3 separate regions of the Homo sapiens genome follow, and all the other regions are linked to region 3. A link is an interaction called in ENCODE POLR2A ChIA-PET data of the cell type or tissue named here. Cell type or tissue: K562. All regions are shown on one strand. Region 1 holds the start of LL22NC03-102D1.18 (a long non-coding RNA gene). Region 2 has its middle 22 kb from the start of GGTLC2. Region 3 has its middle 52 kb from the start of MIR650.

The links. ChIA-PET counts read pairs that join two places held together with the same protein. Peaks named below come from ENCODE experiments on the same cell type or tissue, not always from the same donor. Only the 100,000 strongest peaks of a DNase experiment are listed, where the experiment ranks them.
Region 1: POLR2A ChIA-PET joins it to region 3 with 5 read pairs; 1 of 35 experiments calls an interaction of 5 or more read pairs at or near these places.
Region 2: POLR2A ChIA-PET joins it to region 3 with 7 read pairs; 1 of 35 experiments calls an interaction of 5 or more read pairs at or near these places.

What each region holds. Positions count from the first base shown.
Region 1 is chr22:22,708,715-22,713,714 of GRCh38, reverse strand. It overlaps LL22NC03-102D1.18 (a long non-coding RNA gene), which reads left to right and starts at 2,121. Exons shown (of 3, transcript XR_001755442.1): 1 at 2,121-2,249. It also overlaps IGL and IGLV3-21. In K562, no CTCF peak of the experiment used is centred here; DNase peaks (open chromatin) are centred at 243, 2,824, 3,404, 3,854 and 2 weaker places; H3K27me3 peaks cover 1,307 bases.
Region 2 is chr22:22,664,448-22,669,447 of GRCh38, reverse strand. It overlaps IGL, the pseudogene IGLV2-28 and IGLV3-27. Among named protein-coding and RNA genes, the nearest start is that of GGTLC2, 22 kb to the right of the region's middle. RefSeq lists a silencer at 2,404-2,583. In K562, no CTCF peak of the experiment used is centred here; a DNase peak (open chromatin) is centred at 2,717; H3K27me3 peaks cover 2,141 bases.
Region 3 is chr22:22,768,295-22,773,294 of GRCh38, reverse strand. It overlaps IGL and IGLV3-12. Among named protein-coding and RNA genes, the nearest start is that of MIR650, 52 kb to the left of the region's middle. RefSeq lists a silencer at 2,740-2,906. In K562, CTCF peaks have their summits at 550 and 2,926 (motif pointing left); a DNase peak (open chromatin) is centred at 2,894; H3K27me3 peaks cover 1,511 bases.

The sequences.
Region 1 (5,000 bases), 60 kb after region 3:
TCTCAGCAGTGCCAGGTGGGTCACATTGAGGAGGGGATCTGGGCAGACTTCACAGTGTCCATTCCTCTGGTTTGCTCTGTTGGGAATCACAGGCTGCCACACAGCCTGGGGGCCAGGACCTCAGCAGAACTGGGCAGTAGTTCTGGGGCCTGATCCAGACAGTTGGTCTAAGGACTTGCCCTGTCCCCACCATATGACCATCCAGGGGTAGGACAGTGGACAGAGGTTGCCTCTGTCTGTCTTTCCACCCAAGCCTTCATTCTCTAACTCACACAACAGCCCCAAGTCACCAGATGATTCTGGCCCTTCCAGGCCATATTTATGCCTGATGTATCTTCTGTAGAGACTCCTGGAGGGGGCTGGAGGGAAGGGCAACCTGAAAGGCTCAGATCCAGGTGAACTGGGCCAGATTCACTCATGGCTTTATCAACAGGCTTCCCGGGGCTGGAGCAAGAGGGTGACCGAGGCTGGGAGGGTGTTTTTGTCTCACTTCCTCATCTGCCTGTGTCACCGTGGGATGATCACTACTACTATCCCACACCTGACAGTAATAGTCGGCCTCATCCCCGGCTTCGACCCTGCTGATGGTCAGGGTGGCCGTGTTCCCAGAGTTGGAGCCAGAGAATCGCTCAGGGATCCCTGAGGGCCGGTCGCTATCATCATAGACGACCAGCACAGGGGCCTGGCCTGGCTTCTGCTGGTACCAGTGCACACTTTTACTTCCAATGTTGTTTCCCCCACAGGTAATCCTGGCCGTCTGTCCTGGGGCCACTGACACCGAGGGTGGCTGAGTCAGCACATAGGAGGTCACAGAGCCTGCAAAGATAAAAATAAATAAATAAATAAATAAATAAATAAATAAATAAATAAGAGAGAGGTTGGCTTGCAGGTGAAAGATGCTTCTTATGAAATCCCTTGCCCTGCTGTCCCAGACAAGCTCCAGAGAGTCTGTGAACCCTCAGGGTATCCCCTGCAATCAGCCCCAGCCCCAGTGGCCCATGACTTTCCTGTTGTATGGAGACTTTGAACTGAAAACTCACTACTCTCTCCTGGCAGGTGCAGTCCCTCAGGCTCTCACAAGCCTTTGAGCACAGTTTGGGGGGAGTTCAGCCCCACCAGCCTCCCACCCTGCAGCAGGGTCATGAGCATCCTGCCCACCACAGGAAGGGCCCTCCTGAGCTCAGAATCAAGGACACGCTGGACCCAGAACCCTTGGGCTGGGCAGGTTGGTGAGACCCTGGGGGGATCACCTGTGCAGTGAGAGAGGAGGCCGAGGAGGAGAACGGTCCAGGCCATGGCTGAGGCACCACCAGTGCTGCTTCCTTAGGCCCAGACTGAGCAGGTTCCTCCCAGGCCTCTCTTATCCCCTTGCTGGAGAGAGCGGCCCATGATGCAAATCAGCAGAGTCAGAGGCTGCTGCTGGAGGAGATCTGTGGTTTCCAGAGAAGGACTCAGCCCCAAAGGAAACAGAGAGAGGAGGGCTGGCCCCTGCTTACCCACCCCCTCAGCCCATGCGATTTTCCTTCACCCACTGGTCCCATGGTCTGGGCTCACATCTTTACCCAGGTTGTGCCCAGCCTTGCTCCTTGGCTGGGTTGGTCGTGGAAAAGCTCAGAGCTGACTTCCTCTGTATTTTCTAGGGGATATAAAGACCTTCCTATGGGATAGATGTTGGCCGTGATTTAAGAGGTTGTTAGAGTCACAGTGGTGACAGGGGAATTATCTGGGGTCCACAGTCCCCTCCTTCATTCCATCCTGGCTCAGAAGGGAGGTGGTTAGCTTTTTTCTGCTTCTCTAGTAATGTCCTGATTGTAAATATTTTATGTCAGACATGAGATGTCTGGTACAGGCCTAAATCCATTTAAAGTCACATGCCAGAGCCCAATGCAGGGACCCTCTTCATTCTCACTCATGTCCAAGACGGGTCCCCAAGAGCCCAATGCAGGGACGCTTCTCATCTCCCACAGGGGACGGCACAAGCCTTGGACAGGTACAGGCCCCATTCCAGGGCACAGCTCCTCTGTGCTAGAGGAGAATGCAATTCTTGGTTGCCAAGGGCACATAGAATTTTGGAAGATCCATGGGATGCGGTAAGTTTCTACCTTGGCTGCGAGTTCTAGTGTCAGGTCATGGGTGCTGTGCCTCAGTATCACCAGGGTGCTGTCAGGACCAGGGACAGATCAGGAGGTGAAGGAAATGTTTGCTTCATGAGAAAATGAGAGGGGGCTGCAAACTCCAAGACCCAGGAAGTAAGTGTTTATTATAACTAAGTTGTCTTCTGTTGCTGGGAAAATGTAACAATGGATAAAAACTTAAGTCAACAAAAGATTAATGAGTAAGTATTGTGTGTCTCATAAGGAAATCAAGAACTACGAATTGGCAGGTTCCCCAGAACAGAGTCAGGAAAGACCGGGGACAGTGGACGTTGAGGGGTGGCCAGGGAAGGAGAAGTGGCTGTGTCTGCAGGACAGGGGCTCCCAGAGCAAAGGCAGGGAGGTGGGACACGTCTGACTACAGGATGGGATGGCATGTGTGACAGTGAGATGGGGGCCAGGTCGATGGGAAGAGGCAAAGTGCCTGAATGTGTGTCAGAAAAATAAGGATCATCTCCAAGAGTCAGATCTGAGAACCAGGAAGCCAGAAGAATGTAAACATCGGTGTCAAGGACAAATACTCTAAGAAAAGAAGAACCTCTTTCCCTCCAGATCTCAGGTCATGGTCACCGACCCTCCCTGCATGTGGGCATCTCCCTGATGCCCAGGCCCACCCCATCTCCAGGTGCTTCTGCCAGGTTACTCTCTGCTGCCCCCTGGTGGCCACTCTACGCGGGCTGCTGGAGGCTCAGGGGCCTCCTGGGTCCAGGTGTTGCTTCAGAATCTGCTGCTCAAGTCCCTGATCCCTTCGTTCATGGACTGCTGACCTCAGGGAAGAAACTCCTCTTCTCTGTGTGGCCCCTTCCTGCCTCAAGACCCGGCACAAGGTGCTCAAGATTCCTGATGGAAATACAAACACTCCATGTAGTAGAGGAGGTTTCAGGTTCTTCCTCAGGCTCCCTGCACGTCTGTCTCTCTGTGTGGTGGGTGGTCCTGAAGGGGGACTGGGGCTTGGTACTGAGGGATGCAGGACTCACAGGTGGCTTTGACTGGTTCTGGATACAAATACAGGGCCAGCGTACCTTCGTAGTGACTCCTGCAATAAAACAGAGACAGAAGCTCATTCACCCAACATATATCCACCCTGGCCCACTCTATCCTGGCAAGACTGCTTTTCAGGAGCTCAGCATGAGGAAAACACAGTCCTTGCTCTGAGGAGTTTCCTGTCCTATTCCTGGGTCAGTGCATGGGTCCACACCAGGTCCCAGACCCTCCCTAGTTCACCTGGCCCTGAAGACACTCAGGGGAGTTGGTCCTGGTCACTCCCCTCTACCTGATGCCCACCAGGCAGCACTGTAGGGACCCACCCTGCTGCCTGTGTATCTGGCCCTGGGCCAGCTTTCTGGGTCCCCATTGGGTCACCCAGCACTGCTTTCCCTGAAGTTCCAGAGCTTTCCTGACCCAGGAGCAGAGAATTCAGGGAGTGCACTTGACAAGGAAAGGAAGGGCCTGTGACAGGGAGTGACAATCTTAAGGCCACTGGGGAAGGAAGAAAGAAGAGCAGGACCAGGGAAGTCCTAGACCCATAATGATGAGCTCTTCTGAGTGTCCTGGAACCCGCCTGGACTTGGGGAGGGGACGTGGGAAAATCCTGAGTCAAATTTTTGAGGCCCTGATGCCAACAGCTTCCCCTCGTCAGTTCCTCCAGCTGCCTGTGGGGAGCGCTGCTCTACCTGGACATGGAGCCAGTCAGGACCTGGGAGGGCAGCCAGCTCCCTGCACTCATTGGCTGATTAGAAGACTCAAAGTACAGTACTCCAGGTTTCAATCAAACATAGGCCTTTTAATGATCCTTTAAGCTGACAAATTTTTAATATAATGTTTAAGGATTAGGGATCCCCCTATAAAAATGATCTATCTATGTTAATATTTCATTAGCTCAATAAATGAGTTGTCGATATATTAATACTATAGCATTTCTCAGTGCTTTTTTGAGCAGAGTATCATTTTCTTTTCTGTTTTTCCCATTTCCATGAGGTATGGGCCCAAATACAAGCCACGAGCATTGATATGAGAAGCCTCTGCTTTTCCTGTTCAATACGTCCCACACCTGACATGCTTACCTTATGCCAGTGTCCTAAAGGGAATCACGAAAAGCATCGGCTGAAGCAATAGGCAGAGAAATGTCACCTATGGTATGATTTTACCCAAGAGCCACACAAGGTATTTTCTCATGGAGCAAATAGATGATGCTCACACACAGGTGACCCTGCACAGGTGTGACTGAGTCATTCTGGGTCAGATGTGAGCTGAGCATGTTTCCTTCCCACTGACCAAGGTGGCTTCTGCCCTGCTCACCCCTGGGAGAAGCTCCCTCTTTGCTCCTGGTTCTTCATGCTGGGAAGATGCTCTTTTTTTGGGAAAGCAGAGCTGAGGCTGTCACGGCAGAATGAGGGGACCTTGTCTATGGGCTTTGAAATTCCTGGACTCACAGGTCCTAATTCTTCTCTGGATGCAAAATTATCAGGCAGCAGAATAACAGAGTAAGGGCCCCTTACCAGCCCCAGGCTGTGCTGAAAATGGTTTCCTAGTGCAGATCTCCCAGGCGGTCTCCAGGAGCCTGAGACTGGCTGAGTCAGTCCTCACTGAGGCCCAAGCAGCAGGGAAATGTGTGAACCTTCCCTCTTCTGTCGTGGTTCATCCAAAGATTTAGTTTTCTTTGAAATCCCAACATCCTGTCACTTGAAATTCTGAGCCTTGCACAGACGTGTTCACTGCTTCAAGTGGTGGAAAGTCTCCAGATGGACGAGTTCCTGCATCCGTCTGCACTTTCAAAAGTCTCTAATTTAGAGCTCAGCCATGTTTGTAGAGCAGAAGCTCCAATAAAGTAGGTGTGTAAGAGTGTGT
Region 2 (5,000 bases), 100 kb after region 3:
GCACCTGAACCACACTGTGAAGGGGGAACATCACTGGGAGAGCAGTTCTCTGCAGCTCAGTGGCATTTTCCAGTGGGGAACAGCTGTGACAAGTCACGGTCTCCCACACAGCCTTGTTTGGATGCTGGATGCATGAGTCCTGAAAATGGCACCTAGATGGAGACACTGCAATGGGCACTGGCCATGATTCTTCAGATCAGGATACCATGAGAGTGGGGGCTGGAGCATCTCAATAATACACGGGGAACTCAGAGGAATAACCCAGGGCATTTGGGCCACAGAGTAGTGGCACTGCCCTAGGTTCAGTCACCACACAAGGAAATACTGGGACCATCACCACTCAATAGATGTCTCCCACTGACTGTACTTCCATTCAAGTCATTTTTCCCCAAGTCACACTCCAGCCCAGAAAACACCAGGACCTACTGGACCTGCCAACCCCGAATTTATTATTGATCCACCTTCTGTAGGGCCTCCGTAGAGATCTGGAAGGAAGGAGGCCTCAGAGTCTCTGATCTGGGTGTACTGGGCCAGACCTGTTCGTGGCTTTGTCCACAGTCCTCCTGGGGCTGGAGGAAGAAGGTGACACAGATGGCAAGGGGTTTGTGTCTCATTTCTCCATCTGCCTGTGTCACTGTGAGATTGTTGTCAGCCGCAGAGTAACAGTAATAGTCAGCCTCATCCTCAACCTGGGCCCCGCTGATGGTCAAGGTGACTGTGGTCCCTGAGCTGGAGCCGGAGAATCGCTCAGGGATCCCTGAGGGCCGCTCACTGTCTTTATAAATCACCAGCACAGGGGCCTGGCCTGGCTTCTGCTGGAACCACCGAGCATATTTTTTTGCCAGTACATCTCCTGAGCAGGTGATCCTGGCTGTCTGTCCCGGAGACACTGACACTGAGGATGGCTGTGTCAGCTCATAGGAGGCCACAGAGACTGCAAGAAAAGACAGGAGAGGGGGCTTGAGGACAAAGGACGCATTGCCAGGAATCCCCCCCAGAGGCAGTGGCAGGGCTTTGCTCAGGATTCAGGTCAGGCTCAACTTGGGGTCTGTGGAGACTGAGCCTAGGGGCAGCACCTGTGCAGAGAATGAGGAGGGGGAGCAGGAGAGGGATCCAGGCCATGGTGAGACATTCAGAGCTCTGCCTCCTGAGCCTACAGCACAGCTGGGCTCCCCAGGCCTCTCTTATTCCCTCTCCAGCTTTTGGGGGCAGTCAGTGTTTGGCGTTTATGCAAATTTACATCCTCTGCGACTCCTCCTGGAGAGATGTCACTCAAACCAGCTGTGAGGGCAGCACAGGCAACAGGAGGAAGAAGCAGGGTCTCAGATTAGAAAATCAGCTGCAGCCTTCAAGCCCTGTGATCACAGTCACCTTTCTGGGAATTAATCTCATGACCACTGTCCCAAACCTCGCTGACCTGGGGTCTGTCCTGGGCCAGGCTCAGCAGAGCTGTGGACCTTCCAGGAGGTTGGCCATGGGCTGAGCTGGGCTCTGCGGAGAGATCTTGCTGACACCTGACTCAGCAGCAGGTGGCCCAGGGACCCATGATCTTCCTCCCCCTGGTCCCTCAGACTCAGTCCCCTCTTGTTCATTTCATCTAAATGCTGTGCTGTGTCATTGGGACACTTGCTGATTATTCAGTGGGAATAGTTGGGTCATTTAAGCAACCACACACCCCTGTGGAGTCAACAGGGCCTCTGGTCTCATTTCAGCCATGGTGCTGCTCCTGCTACATCACCCCTCATTGCCACAAGAGATTAGCAATTGGCACCCTCAGCTCGTCTGTTATTTATGTATGTTTTTCTCATCAATGTTTTATGTAAACTTGCAAAAAGCAGGAGAAAACCACACTGGACTGAAAATCTAACTTCAGGCCCCATGGTCTCTGAAGGGGTCCCAGGGTCATGGTCTCTGCACAGCATGTGAGCTCCAGAGGGTGGGTGGTCCCTGGTTGCCCCAGCCAGGTTCCTGGTCACTCCAGTCAGATCCCTGGTCAGTGTCCTGTCACTGAGTGTGGACAGCCCCATGGTCAGAGCTGAGGCAGGTGAGAAGCCCTGTCCCTCTGAAGAGTGTCTCCTTAAGGATGCTGGGGATGCCCCATGAAGGGATCAGGATCCCAAATGCTTCACCCCACCCACCCGAGACTCCCCTGAGCACAGGAGTTTCCCCCTGAGTCAGAGTCCGCCTGGAGCTGGAAGGTGAGGCAGAAGGAAGTGAGGTATGGTGTATCTGGAAGTGCCCAGGACAGAGGGCTCAGCTCCCCAGGTTGCTGCTGGACTGAGAGGGACAAGGCCCTGAGAGTGGCAGGAGGCTCAGACAGCCATCCTGGGTGAAGAACCCGGGCCCTGGGAGCCCCGTCACCTCACGCTGTGCCCCCTCCTAGAGCACCTCAACCTTGGGATGTCTCCAAAGAAATCCCCTTCCTGAGTAAGCTGCCCCAGTTGACACCTGGTCCCAGCCTCCTCCAGCTGCATTTCCCAGGTGAGGCCTTCACTGTGCCGGGCTTCTGTCAGTGTCCTGGGGTGACACTGTATGAGTCTGACCCTCAGAGAATGGTCACTGCAGCCTGAGGGGATAGGATGAACTGCACTCACTTTCAGTCTGAAGACTGATTCTTGGACACCTGTTGAACGCCAGGCTGGCCTTCTCTTTGCCCCAGCTGGGCAGCCCCAGCCTTAATCCTGACTGCTCCTGGCTGCAGCTCTGCTGCCCCCAGCTGGTGGAGGAGACTCAGCCCAGGAGCTTTTTTCTTCCACGTGCCTCCACAGCACCTGTCACCTCAGAAGTTGAGGACCAGACAGTCCAGCCCCATTCTGTGCAGGGTGACCCAATCTGCCCTGCCCAGCCCAGCACAGAGAGTTCGCACACGCAGGGTAGGAAGTTGGGGCTATAGAAGTGTCTCAGGGTTGAAATGCCCTCCTCTAGTGGTTTTGTTCAGTCCGGACTAATTAGAGTGAGTCAACTGAAGCTCTTCTGCAAAGCTTTCAAAGTCCAGAGAGATGCATGTGCCATCCTACAGGGACCCAGGCTTTCTATGTACTTAGGCATCAAACTGGTGCACCTCCCACCCAATAAGAGCAGCTGTGATTCACTGTGATTTCCTGATGTTCCAGGCACTGCAGCTTAGTTGTGAGCTAACATCACCATCATCGGCACCATGAAAACATGAAATTATGTTTATCTTTATTTTATTCAACACCTCTCAGAGTTTGTACGGAGAGGATTTCTACACTAGCCTAGTCTGCCTTCCTGATGAAGCTGGGAATCTCCTGCTTATTCTCAGCTAGGGACCGCTGTTCCCACCATACAGAAAGCAAGCTCTTTTGAGCCCCTGTCTTGGAATCCCTGCAGAGAAAAGACAAGAAGTTCCACGTCTGAAACCCACTGAAGCCCATTAAATGACATCCCCTCAGCAGGCTTTAATTTACATGACTTTCATTGTTTTTCTGTCTTTTAATTTTGAATGAAGAAAAGAGCTTCCTCAGTTCAGTATAAGCCTCCTCACTTCACAGCAGGTAACACTGAGGCCAAAAGAGACTAAGTGGCTCAGGAGAACAGAGAGCAGTGGGGGCAAGTCCAGGAGCTGATCCAGGTGTCCTGAGTTCTGAACCTGGGCCCTTTCTGGTGGAGATTAACCAGGGTGGGGAAGGAGGGGGCATGAGGGTCAGGCAGGCAGCAGGGCTGTGTCCTGTGGACACACTGCCATCCCCCATCATGGCCTGCCCATCCTGAGAAGCCCATTTCAGCCTGCAGAAAGTGGGGGCTGTACCACAGGCTAGAGCTGGAGAATCTGTGGGGACTGGGGCCTGCTTTGGATGCAGGGCCTGGCCTGGCTCCTGCTGGTTCTCTCTGCACTGTTGCCTGCTCCACTGTCTCCTGAGCAGGTGGGGGACAGGTGTCTTATGGCTAACAGGTGTCTCATGACCCCACACCTTAGGTTAAAGAGATGTTGGGGCTCATTCTCAGGATCCCATCTCCTGAAGCATCACCTGGGCTGAGCTCAGGGTCAGGAATAGGCTTAGGGTCCTGTGGGGGCTTAGCCTGGGGCAGTGTCTGTGGAAAGAGTGAGGAGAGGTAGCAGGTGATGGACCAAGGCCGGGGAGAAACATCCAGGAGCTTTGTCTCTGGAACCCATAGCTGAGCCTGGCTCCCCTCATATTCCCAAAAGTTCCCACGAAAATGCTCCCTTCATCGCGCTGGACTGCAGAGAACTTGGCAGGCTTCAGTGTAGGCTTCGTGGATTTGGTTCATATGGAATTATTCTTCTTCTCATATCTCACATGGAAGTGACTGTCACTGCTTATTTGAACAATCTTGAAGGAAAGACAGGAATCCCAACAGCCCTGGTGTCAGGACACAAGTCAGGAATCTCAGGAGGGTTTTGGTCTTACTTCCTCATCACTTGGGATGTGTGGGACAGCAATAGTGATCAGTGTCACTGCTGGGATCCCAGGGAGTCTCAAAGAAGCTCACTGGCCAGACTTGGAGCCTGAGAATCAATCTTATGTCCACTGTGGAAAATGTTGCTGCTTGTATATGAACTGCAGTAATAATCAGCCTCGTCCTCAGCCTGGAGCCCAGAGATGGTCATGGAGGCCATGTTGCCAGAGCTGGGAGCCAGAGAAGTGATCAGAGACTCCAGAGAGCCTATAACTGACTTCATAAATCATGTGCCTGGGTGCTGCTGGCACCAGGAGACATAGTTATAATGCCCAACGTCACTGCTGGTTCCAGTGCAGGAGATGGTGACCGACTGTCCAGGAGACCCGGGTACTGAGTGAGGCTGAGTCAGGGCAGACTGAGCCCGAGAGCCCGGAAAAAGGAAAAAACACACTCTAGTGAGTCAGTGCTGGGCCCAGGTGAGCCTGAGGAGCAGGAGACTAAGAATCAGCCCAGAGGTCCCTGAGGCCCCTTTCCTGGAGGCATCACCTGTGCCCTGAGTGAGGAGGGTGAGGAGGAGCAGAGCCCAGGCCATGGTGGAGACGTCCCGAGAGCGCTGC
Region 3 (5,000 bases):
TTGCCACTGAGGCCTCAGGTGTCCGTCCACACAGGGAGCTCTGGAGCTGGGAGGCCCTTCATTCAGTGGCATCTTACATTAAGGCAGGGACTTGAGATCTTGGTTGATTAAACCAAAACCATCTGAGAAAGGACATAAACTTGAGGAAGCTTTCTGCAACCAACAGCGCTTCCCATTGTGGGCACAGCTCTGAGCTGCTGGGCTTCTCAGCAGTGCTAGGTGGGTCACATTGAAGAGGGGACCTGGGCAGACTTCACAGTGTCCCCTCCTCTGGTTTGGTCTGTTGGGAATCACAGACTGCCACACAGCCTGGGGGCCAGGACCTCAGCAGGGTTGGTTCTGGGGACTGAGCCAGATAGCTGGTCTAAGGACTGGCCTCATCCCCACCCCATTACCATCCAGGGGTAAGACAGAGGACAGAGGTTGCTTCTGTCTGTCTTTCCACCCAGGCCCTCATTCTCTAACTCACACGACAGCCCCAAGTCATTAGATGATTCTGGTCCTTCCAGGCCATGTGTATGCCTGATGTATGCTCTATAGAGACTCCTGGAGGGGGCTGGAGGGAAGGGCGGCCTGGGAGGCTCAGATCCAGGTGAACTGGACCAGATTCACTCATGGCTCTATCCATAGGCCTCCCGGGGCTGGAGCAAGAGGGTGACCGAGGCTGGGAGGGTGTTTTTGTCTCACTTCCCCATCTGCCTGTGTCACCGTGGGATGATCACTACTACTGTCCCACACCTGACAGTAATAGTCAGCCTCATCCCCAGCCTCGATCCTGCTGATGGTTAGGGTGGCGGTGTTCCCTGGGTTGGAGCCAGAGAATCGCTCAGGGATCCCTGAGGGCCGGTTGCTATCGCTATAGATGACCAGCACAGGGTCCTGGCCTGGCTTTTGCTGGTACCAGTGCACAGCTTTACTTCCAATGTTGTTTCCCCCACAGGTGATCCTGGCCATCTGTGCTGTGGCCACTGACACTGAGTGTGGCTGAGTCAGCTCATAGGAGGTCGCAGAGCCTGCAAAGATTAAAAAAAAAAAAAAAGGAGAGGATGGCTTTTAGGTAAAAGATCCGTATGAAATCCCCTGCCCTGCTGTCCTGGAAAAGCTTCAGAGAGTCTGTGAACCCTCAGGGTATCCCCTGCAATCAGCCCTAGCCCCAGTGGCCCATGGACTTTCCCTCTGCATGGAGCCTTTGAACTGAAAACCCAGTACTCTCTCCTGGCAGGTGCAGCCCCTCAGGCTCTCACAAGCCTCTGAGCAGAGTTTGAGGGGACTTCAGCTCCGCCAGTCCCTCACCCTGCAGCAGGGTCATGAGCATCCTGCCCACCACAGGCAGGGCCCTCCTGAGCTCATAGTCATGGCCACACTGGACCCAGAGCCCTGGGGATGGGCAGGTTGGTGATACCCTGGGCAGAGCACCTGTGCAGTGAGCGAGGAGGCTGAGGAGGAGAGGGGTCCAGGCCATGGCTGAGGCACTGCTGATGCTGCTTCCTGAGGCCCAGGCTAGGCAGGTTCCTCCCAGACCTCTCTTATCCCCTTGCTGGAGAGAACAGCCCATGATGCAAACCAGCAGAGTCAGGGGTTGCTGCTGGAGGAGCTTTGTGGTTTCCAGAGAAGGGCTCAGTCCCAAGGGACACAGAGAGAGAGAGAAAAGGGGTGACCACTGCTTGCCCACCCCCTCAGCCCATGGGATTCTCCTCCACCCACTGGTCCCATGGTCTGAGTTCACATCTTTACCCAGATTGTGCCCACTTTTGCCCCTGGGCTGAGTTGGTCATGGAAAAACTCAGAGCTGAGTTTCTCTGTATTTTCTAGGGGATATAAAGTCCTTCCTATGGGATAGTGGTTGGCCCTGTTCAAGAGGTTACCAGAGTCACAGTGGTGATGGGGGAATTATCTGGGGTCCACAGTCCCCTCCTCCATTCCATCCTGGCTCAGGAGGGAGGTGGTTAACTTTCTTCTGCTTCTCTAGAAATGTCCTGGTCATAAATATTTTATGTCAGACATGAGATGTTTGGTATAGGCCTAAATTCATTTTGAAGACACAATCCAGAACCCAATGCAGGGACCTTTTACTTCCCACTCTACAGGGGACAGCACAAGCCTTGCACCAGTACAGGCCCCACCCCAGGGCACAGCCCCTCAGTGCTAGAGGAGAATGCAATTCTTGGTTGCCAAGTGCACACAGAGTTTTGGAAGATCCATGGGATGTGATAAGTTTCTACTTGGCTGTGAGTTCTAATGCCAGGTCATAGGTGCTGTGCCTCAGTATCCCCAGGGTGCTGTCAGGGCCAGGGACACATCAGGAGGTGAAGGAAATGTTGGCTTTGTGAGAGAATGAGAGGGGGCTGCAAACTCCAAGACCCTGGAGGTGAATGTTTATTATAACTAAGTTGTCTTCACTTGCTGGGAAAATATATCAATGGATAAAAACTTAAGTCAACAAAAGATTAAGGAGCAAGTATTTTGTGCCTCATAAGGAAATCAAGAGCTGTGATTTGGCAGGTTCCCCAGGACAGTGTTGGGAAAGACTGGGGACAGTGGACGTGGAGGAGTGGCCAGGGAAGGAGAAGCCCCTGTGTCTGCAGGACGAGCTACCAGAGAAAAGGGCAGGGAGGTGGGACACGCGTGACTACAGAATGGAATGGCATGTGTGACAGTGAGATGGGGGCCAGGGCAATGAGAAGAGGCAAATTGTCTGAATCTGTATCAGAAAAATAAGCACCATTTCCAAGAGTCAAATCTGAGAGACAGGAGGTCAGAAGAATTTAAACATCAGTGTCAATGACAAATATTCTAAGAAAAGAGGAACCTCTTTCCCTCCAGGTCTCAGGTCATGGTCACTGACCCTCCCTGCATGTCAGCATCTCCCTGATGCCCAGCTCCACCCCCTTTCCAGGGATTTTTGCCAGGTTACTCTCTGCTGCCCCCAGGTGGCCACTCTACACTGTCAGCTGGAGGCTCAGGGGCCTCCTGGGTTCAGGTGTAGCTTCAGAATCTGCTGCTCAGGTCCCTGATTCCTTGATTCATGGACTGTTGACTTCAGAGAAGAAATTTCTCTTCTGTTTGTGGCCCCTTCCTGCCTCAAACCTGGGCACGAGGTGCTCAGATTCCTGATGGAAATACAAACACTCACATGTGGAGAAGGAGGTGACAGTGCCCTCCTGAGGCTCCCTGCACGTCTGTGTGGTGGGTGGTCTTGAAGGGGGACTGGAGCTTGGTACTGAGAGATGCAGGACTCAGGGGTGGCTTTGATTGGTTCTGGATACAAATACAGGGCCAATGTGCACTGGTGGTGACTCCTGCAATACAACAGAGACAGAAGCTCATTCACCCAACAAATATTCACCCTGACCCACTCTGTCCTGGCAAGAATGCATTTTAGGAATTCAGCATGAGGAAGACACAGTCCTTGCTCTGAGGAGTTTCCTGTCCTGTTGCTGGATCAGTGCAGTAGGCAGATTGGGTTTACAGACCCAGCAGATACTCCCTACCACCTTCTACTTGTGTGTCATCCCCTCTATTCACTTGAAAGTCAGGCAAATTTCCAGTTTCTTCTAGCCAGCAGTGACCATGTAGCCCAGCGTTGGTCCATAGGATGTAAGAGTCAGATGGCTGAGATTCTTCTCAGGAAACTTTTCCTCTTATGAAGGAAGGACTAGATTGGGTTTGTGCTTTGCTTTTTCTCTTGAACTTGGGTGTGATAGCTGGAGCTGCAGCAGCCATGCTGAGGTCTTACATCAACAACAATGAAAACAAAGTCAACATCTCATTGAAAGGGAATGGAGAGGTAGAAATATTTGAGCTTCCTATGGAACTGGAGAGCATCTGGAAAACAACCACCAAGCACGTGCAGACTTATTTTTGTGGAAGAAAATTGGAAGCTCCCTGGTTCCTGCCACATGTGTTCTTGTAGTGAAAAAGCATTTCTGACTGATAATGCAATGATTAATAGAAATAAATCAGTCAAAAGATAACGATAGAAAAAACAAATGTGTAATTGTAAGCTCTATGCAGCTAATCATTGAAAGTTCTGACAGAAGCTGACTGGCTGGCTGCTGTAGCTTCAGTGATTGGAGAAGGCCTCCCTGAAGAAGAGTCTGTGGAGTTCCTTTGAGGAAGGAGTGAAGAGACAAGTGATGGAAGCGTGTGCAGGGAGCTGTGTCTGTGCCCTGCGGAGAAGGGTCTTGGGTGTGTGAGGATCTGAAAGGACAGTGGGAAGCCTGAAGGGGATCTGGGATGTAAACCAGTTCAGGTCAGATGTGACATTTGCCCATAAGTGAAGAATTTGGGGACAGGCAGGATGTGTAGTGTGTGAAATTCACAGGTAATAAATTAGGTGATCTGGGGCAGCATAGCAAACAAAATCACTCTTGACCTCCAGGAAGATGCTACTGTGTGGGGACAGGTGTGGCTTGCAGTAGCCCTACTGCGTGGAAACAGTCCTGCTGCCAACAGTGAACACTGACATCCTGGGGGCTACTTTTTACAAAATTCTTCACAAGTCTTGTCAAAGGATCCTGGTTTAGAAATGCTGGCTGGAGACAGTTGACAATCAAATATGAGCATGAGAAATTTGAGTATTCTTCCCAGCAACAAATTAGCAGATTCAACAGACATTCCTGCAACACTGGAAATGTGTGACCTTGGACCAGACAGGATATCATTGTTAATTAGAGAAGAGAGAGAGAGAGAAAGTTGAGTTGTAGCATATAGAACAGAGAAAGTGGTGCTTAGTACACAATTCTTTGACCAGGTTCCAGCCCTTCCCTAGTTCACCTGGCCCTACGGACACTCAGCGAGTGGTTCCTGGTCCCTCCCCTCTACCCGATGCCAACCATGCAGCCCTGTGGGGACCTAGCCTGCTGCCTGTGTGTCTGGTCCTTAGCCAGCTTTCTGGGGCCCCATGTGGGTGACCCAGCACTGCTTTCCCTGAAGTTCTAGAGAATTGCTGACCCAGGAGCAGATAATTCAGGGAGTGCACTTGACAAGGAAAGGAAGGG